Regions from separate parts of the Mus musculus genome. Here all the other regions are linked to region 2. Evidence: chromatin loops called from intact Hi-C (ENCODE). Cell type or tissue: heart. All regions are shown on one strand.

Region 1 (2,500 bases), 120 kb before region 2:
TAGAAGCCCCGTGAGAGATGTGAAGCTTCCCTCCGCAGCCGTGCAACTGCTGACTCTTCCATTCCCTAGACACAAAGAAAACCTCACAATGCATGAAGGTGACTTGTAAAAGGCAGGAAGAAGCAATAATCATGATTATTTAGCCAACCTTAATTAGCATAAAATGCACAAAACTCACACTACATCAACAAAGGGCATATTAAGAAAACCTATAAACAGAGAAACTAGCTTCCTTCATACAAATGTCTATAGGAATGAAAGCAATTTGGTAGGAATTCACAGTAATATGAAACTTACAGTATATACGAACAAAATCTTTTGAACAGTAAAATTACACTGGAATGATTACAATAAAAAACAAAATTAAACTGAATCATAACTTGTTTTAAATATTGAAAACTGCTTTTATTGTTTTAATGTTTGCATATGTCACTATAAAGGATTCTTGATCCACACTTCTGAAATACACTATGAAACTTTTGGCCACTAACATGGTGGACAAATGTTTCAGATTTTGGATTTCTGAATTGTGAGAGTGTGTGTGTGTGTGTGTGTGTGTGTGTTTGTGTGTGTGTGTGTGTGTGTGTGTGTGTGTGTGTGTTTACTTTTTGAGAACAGGCAAAGAAACTGAGATATGAAGTAAAATGGCTTTAACCAATCATTACTTGTAGATGTTGGTCATAGGTGCCCCAGTAGAGAGAGAAGCTCACCAAGATGCTAAGCCCTCACTTTCTGAAAGAGCAGAGGGGTTTAGCTTTCTTGGAAAAGACTGACCCAGACTAGCTCACTCCAGTTACTTCTATTCAATCATAACACAAAATTGATTGGGGCTGGGAAAGGTTCCAACTACAAAAGTTGTCTTGCCCTTGCTGCCGGAGAAAGCAGACAGCCCACACAAATGTCAGTCTGTTTTGACCATGGCTAGCCATAATCAAAACTAAGAACTCCAAGTTCGCGAGGAGTGTCTTAAGACTAATGTTTGGGCAGGTACAAAATCTAAAGTAGCACCAAGTGCAGAGCTATTTCTTCAAGGTTCAAACAATCTCAAAACAATTTCTCAGCCTGCACTGATTAACTCAAAACATGGCAAGAGCTGTAATATTTCACTCAAAGCCAGACACAAAAGCTACACTTTACATATTACATAGCACTACAGTTCACAGGCATTATATGGTTAAGGTCTAAAAAAAAAAAACCAAAAAACTTTAGTGTTCTGAAGACAAAAATGTGAGTAGATATAATAAAGAGAGATGAGAACTTAAACTCATTACCTGACATTGAAAACTTAAACTCTGTACATGACACTGTGAACTTAATCTCAGTACCTGACAATGAGAACTTAAACTCAGTACTTGACAAAGAGAAAACTGAACTGACTATGAACAACAGAACTCTTCGCTCCTTACTTAGTAAAAGAGGTCAGTACCTGAAAGAACGTCTGATAAGTCGATTTCATCTGACTGGACAGCAGTGCTGCTACTGTACACAGTTTTCCAAGAAGAGCCGCTCATCTCCAAGTCAAAGAGAACTGGATCAAACGGGGAGCTGTACAGTCCATATCTGAGAAATGAGAAATGTATTCAATATTTTACCCTCTAGGCATTTATTGAAAAATTACTGAGCCGGGCATGGTGGTGCACGCCTTTAATCCCAGCACTTGGGAGGCAGAGGCAGAGGCAGGCAGATTTCTGAATTCGAGGCCAGCCTGGTCTACAGAGTGAGTTCCAGAACAGCCAGGGCTACACAGAGAAACCCTGTCTTGAAAAACCAAAAAAAGAGAAAAAAAAAAAAGAAAAAAAAAAAAAAACCACATCAAAATCAGGATTTATAAAGTTATCATAAAAGCAGTGTGTCAAATAAGAAATGTCCAACTTCAAAAATAAAATGCAACTTCAAGTAAATGAGAAAAAATAAAATGTCCAACTTCAAAACCTGAAGACCAGAAGCTGCAAAGATAGCTTGATGGTTAAGAGCAATAGTTGCTGATTCCCAACACCCACGTGGCGGTTCTTAAAATGTCATAACTCCAGGGTCACATTATCTGCAATCCTCTTGGGCATCCAAAAGCACCAGTTATGCATGTAGCACATATATGCACATGTATGAAAACCAGTCATACATATAAAATAAAATAAAAAATAAAATAAAATAAAATAAAACAAAATAAAATAAAAATTTCTTAAAGGCTGGAGACCAGCTGGGAAATGACGGGGCGGCCTTTGACCCCAGTGCTCATGAGGCAGAGTTCTGAGTTTCCAGGGCTGCCTAGGCTACAACAAAGAAACCATAGCTCAAAGATGAGAGACAGCTGACAACAGAAAAAAGAAAAAATTTAAAGTCAACATTTTGTTATTCAATATGCTAATTAAAAATTTAAAACTCCAACTGGCAGACAAAAGAATTTCATGTAAAAGTAACAAGAGATTTACTAATTATACCTATAAATTCATACCATTAAAAAATAATATTGAATACCCCTTGTATTAACAAAGCAAAGTAT
Region 2 (2,500 bases):
CTCATTTTTAAAAAATGAAAAAAAAAATACAAAAACCAAAGAAAGAGTTAAAAAAAAAAACTAAGAAAGAAACAAATCATATTTATAGAAATCAGATTTCTAGCCGGGCATGGTGGCGCACGCCTTTGATCCCAGCACTCGGGAGGCAGAGGCAGGTGGATCTCTGAGTTCGAGGCCAGCCTGGTCTACAAAGTGAGTTCCAGGACAGCCAGGGCTACACAGAGAAACCCTGTCTCGAAAAGACAAAAAAAAAAAAAAAGAAAGAAAGAAATCAGATTTCTGAGAAAACTCACGTTCATCTTTAAACTGAAATTTCTTTTCTACTTTGTTGAGACAGGGTTTCAGTATGTAACCCCGGCAGGCAGAGAACTTGATAACTGTGTAGTCTAAGCTGGCCTTTAATTCAGGTATCTCTCTGCCTCTGCTTTTCAAGTGCTGGGGTCGAAGGGGTTCATCACCAGGTATTTCCATGTCTATATCGAAATCAACTTGTTTTTTCATATTGGGCAGTCAAAAATCTGGTCCCTGGTAAGTAAATAAGATTAAATAAAAGCAAAATCCAAAACCAGGTTACAAGGAGTTGAACTAATGAGGGGTGGGGGAAATTTCCCACAGTAGAAACGTTTTTTGTTTTTTTTTTTTCTCCCTGTTTTTGTTGTTGTTTGTTTTGTTTTAAGCAAGCACAGTCGCTTGCTCCAAACAGTACAAGCCAAGTCTATAGACACTGTTGGGAACACTAAGTTGAATTCCTCAAGTTTCAAATGCTCCTGAATACAGTTTTTTGAACACTGGGACCAAACACTACAAACTGTGTGGACCCAGGGATCTGGGCAAGAAATCAAGTTCAATTAAAAATAAATAAATAAAAGCACGTCTCCTTTCAAGTAAGTTTTCCATAACCTGCCAAAAGTCACCTCAGTCGGGAAGGTTTTCCTATTAATAGCAGAGCCACACAGCCCCACTTTGTTCTCCCTTAGATCCCTCACTCTTTTGAGTAACTGCGGAGCGGAGTTCAGAAAGAACTCCTTCCACCAGATCGGCGGGTTCCCTGGTGAACCAGGACACCCGGGGACCCCAGCCCGCAGCGCCGGCGCCCCGCACCCTGCCTCGTCCCCAGAGGCCTCCGGGAAGGCCCAGGGAGCACAGGGGCGGAGTCCCCCAGCTCTGCCAACCCCCCGCCCCGGAGCCCCGGAGGTCAGCCTCGGCCTCACCTTCCGCGTCCGCCGAAGACACAAAGGTGAAGTCCCCGTTGGCAGGCGCATAGGCCGGGGGCGGGCCCGGAGGCTGCATCCCGCCGGCCTCGGTGCTGACGAGCGGCTGGGCCCGGGGCTCCGGGACGACCTGCTAAGGGGCGGCCTGCGAGCCAGGAGGCGCGGGCTCGGCCGAGGGAGGGGACGCGCGAGCTAAGCGCAGCCTCTGGCTGCCGACCAGGTCGCACCCGAGGCCAGCCGGTGGCGAGCACCCAAGCACCACGACGCCGGGGCCCTGACAGGACCATAACAGTGACAGCGCCGCCGGGATTGGCTGTTTGTAATCTGCTCGACTATTGGCTCCCGCGAGAAGATTCTGATTGGCTGTTTCTGTGTTGATTCCGGAAACCACTCCAACACCGGAAGTGGCCTCTGAAATCTCTGTTCCGCCCTCATCAGCTGTTTACTTAAATAATTCTGTCTACCTTTTTCCCTGTTTGAGTTTTTATAAACATATCTTCTTCGTTGTTGTTTAACACAATTTGAGAGCTTAGTCGTTTGATGGCTCACGCTTGTAATTCCCGGAACTCCTAGAGAGGCCGAGGCAGCATTGGCAAAAAAGTGAGGCCCTTTTTTTTTCAAAGGAAAAAAAAAAAAACAACACACACACACACACACAACACACACACAAACTACTTAAGTTTTAGGACTTCAACCCCTCATTTCCGACCACAAGATTCTGCCACAATAATTCTATATATTAATTATATAGGATGTTTACGAAATTATGTGTCGTGACAAAGCTTAGTCTCCTTATCAACAAAATTAAGAGGCCGGAGAATGGTCATTGTAAAGCTGTAAATTTCCACCTACGGTTTAAGTACTCTGGCCAAATTAATTTATGAAGAAGGCAGCAGTCCAGAAAGGATAAATTAGGGCAAAGAAGCCCTTGCTTTTTGCCTGCTGCTGATTTCATCTGTTCCCTAATAAACTACCCAAAGTTTGCAAATTCACCTACGTTTTTATTATTTCTTTAAGATTAATTTATTTATTTTATACAAGAGTACACCACCATTGCTCTCTTCAGACACACAGGAAGAGGGCATTGGATCCCGTGACAGATGGTTGTGAGCCACCATGTGATTGCTGGGAATTGAACTCAGGACCTCTGAAAGAGTATTCGGTGCTCTTAACCACTGAGCCATCTCTCCAGCCCGGTTTTTATTTTTAAAGGCTATGCGTGTGTGCTTGAGGGTATGTGTGTGTGCAGATGCCTGCAGAAGGCACAAGAGGGCTTCAGATCCTTCAGA
Region 3 (2,500 bases), 110 kb before region 2:
GTATGTGTGCTCTGAACACAGGTCTCTTTGCCTCACTATGCCTTATCTAACATTCCTGTCTGCCCATTTATAGAAGTGTGTGAATACGTACATAAAGCATTTTAATGGTTATAGTTAAAAAAAAAAAAAAAATCAAAGACATATTTTTACCTCAGTTAAGAAAAACTTTGAAGTGAAGAGAAAATGGTTTGAGATATACACACATACTCATATACCCAGGATTTGGGTAATTAATATGCTGCTTTTAGGCATGCAACAAAATTCCTTCTTCCGGTTTGGTTTCTTCTCATATATAGTAGTGCCTACACCTTGGTGTTAACTAAAACTCCTGTAATTGTATCTCTCAAGATGAAAGCAATCAACAGTCACTAAACTGAGATCACAGATCCCATCTATAATGTAAAATGTTGCAAAAATATCCTCAAATAAATAGACCTAACGAACAAACCATCAGACTACTGCTGCAGTGGGCTACATATTTTAATAGCTGCAAACCCACCGGCAGCTTCCCACTTCCCTGCCTGCCCCTAGGGTTTGACTACACGTCACTTGTTTTTCTCTGACCCAAGTAGTCCCAGGGCTGCTACACTCTTCTTACTAATACACCTAGACTACTAGGACTTGATAGGACTCCCCATCTCAATCTGCTGTTTGACACAATTCATACTTTCACTCTTCCATTAGATTCCGCAATCATTGCTTCCATCACTTAGAGATCGTGAGAACCAGGTGTGGTGGCACACAACTCTGATCCTATCTCTAAGGAGATAGAGGCAGATGATTCTCTGAGTTCCAGGCCAGTTTGATTTACATAATCAATAGCAGGATAGTCAGGGTTATGGAGAGATCCTGTCTCAAAAATAATTGTGAGCTCATGAGGGAAATTTGATTTAAAAAAATGCTGCAAAACACTAAGAGTTTCCTAGTCCTGCTGTGTGGCACATCCCCATGTTTTATCTAAACATTTTCCCACTTACAAGCTTATGTTATAGTCTAAATAATGTAAGAGATTTGGTTTTTCATACCACTACTTCCCAGAATGAACCCAAATACATCATCATATCTCAAATCTTTAACAAATACCATACAGTCAAGAAATACAATGAAACTTGTATATACAGAACTTACCTTTATCTACGGGGTGTATGTTTCAAAGCCACCCAATGAATGCTGAAGCCTATATAAAGCATGCACTTTCCTCAAACACCCAACTGTGATGACGCCACACCCTAACTCTAAGACGTACGAAGACCTGAAAACCTAGAGTCAGTTCACACACACACACACTCATGATAGGCGATACCCTCACACATAGGAAGACGCTGGAAGTCCTAGTCAAAGTTCCAAACAAAACAGCATTTTGGGATCAGTTTTCAAAAGTGTCTTCTGTATTATGCTGGCATTATTTACTCTACTTTTACAAAACATCTCACTTTACCTTTAACAAGTTTGGGGCTTGTCAACGTCAACATCCCAGCATGACCTGATAGGTCCAGACCACTAGCAAGCCATACTGGGCCACACAGAATGTCTTCTTTATGATCCTCTAAGAATGGACATAACCTAAGACCTAAAAAGAAAAATATGTATTTTTCTTTCAGAGTATTATCAGAAATCCAATAAAGATATATCCATCCCATTTCCATATGATACCACCGCATAAAATACAATTCATAAAATGTGTTCCAACAACTCATTAGTATAATCAGTTATCTGTTACGTGTTTTTTTCCACTCTCATTTTATATTTCACCTTGACTTTGAAAAGAGGAGCTATAGAATCATGAATTGATTTCAAATTGCAAGGCATTAAGGACTAAATCACAAGTATTAGTGCAGCTATATTCACAAAGGTGAGATGGAAGTTACAGCACATTGCAAAAGCAGAATTATAAGTTATTTGCCACAAGGAAGTCTTTCCCCACAGGATGCATTACAATCACTACTCCTTTACTGCCAGGGACAACAGCTCTGTGGTTGAACTCACACTGTGACTCCTCTACATCCATGTGGTGCATTTCTTCATTCAAATCAACCAGGGACGGGTTCCCATTATGTTCCACTTCAATGTTAAGAGCTGGAGACAAAGGAAAGGTGATCTGCCTATCTACTGCTGTTTCTAGAGGATAAAAATATTAGTAAACTTAATTTTGCTCAATATCAATAATTTTTGTGCCTAAAACTCTCAAATCTTTTGCTAAACAGGGAGCTACTAAGATTTCACCATAGATGCTATAAAATACTTGTCAAGAAGAGAAAATTAAATTCAATGATTTTATATTTTGTCTTCTCTACAAACAGTAATAAAATATTTGCTTGAAGATATAACTTGTTGGCAACTAAATTAAAAGTTCCTCCCTAAGCTGCACAATACAAATACCTACAAAGTTCTAAAGATACCAACTGCCTAAGTCCTAAATTCATTAAATGAAAATGTCATGAGAATACACACATGAATACACACACACACACACACACACACACACACACACACACACACA

What was found. A loop is a pair of places that touch in the nucleus more often than their neighbours do. Peaks named below come from ENCODE experiments on the same cell type or tissue, not always from the same donor. Only the 100,000 strongest peaks of a DNase experiment are listed, where the experiment ranks them.
Region 1: a loop joins it to region 2, with 2.2 times the contacts of the local background. A loop is called at or near these places in 5 of 42 quality-filtered maps.
Region 3: a loop joins it to region 2, with 2.0 times the contacts of the local background. A loop is called at or near these places in 4 of 42 quality-filtered maps.

The regions. Positions count from the first base shown.
Region 1 is chr17:74,603,554-74,606,053 of GRCm38, reverse strand. Birc6 (baculoviral IAP repeat-containing 6) reads right to left here. Exons shown (of 73, transcript NM_007566.3): 21 at 1,427-1,560; 22 at 1-65. Among named protein-coding and RNA genes, the nearest start is that of Birc6, 77 kb to the right of the region's middle. In heart, no CTCF peak of the experiment used is centred here; no DNase peak of the experiment used is centred here.
Region 2 is chr17:74,488,506-74,491,005 of GRCm38, reverse strand. Yipf4 (Yip1 domain family, member 4) reads right to left here and starts at 1,513. Exons shown (of 6, transcript NM_026417.4): 1 at 1,212-1,513. The coding sequence starts at 1,290. In heart, no CTCF peak of the experiment used is centred here; a DNase peak (open chromatin) is centred at 1,515; H3K4me3 peaks cover 1,759 bases; H3K27ac peaks cover 1,349 bases.
Region 3 is chr17:74,593,940-74,596,439 of GRCm38, reverse strand. It overlaps Birc6 (baculoviral IAP repeat-containing 6), which reads right to left. Exons shown (of 73, transcript NM_007566.3): 13 at 1,987-2,076; 14 at 1,439-1,570. Among named protein-coding and RNA genes, the nearest start is that of Birc6, 67 kb to the right of the region's middle. In heart, no CTCF peak of the experiment used is centred here; no DNase peak of the experiment used is centred here.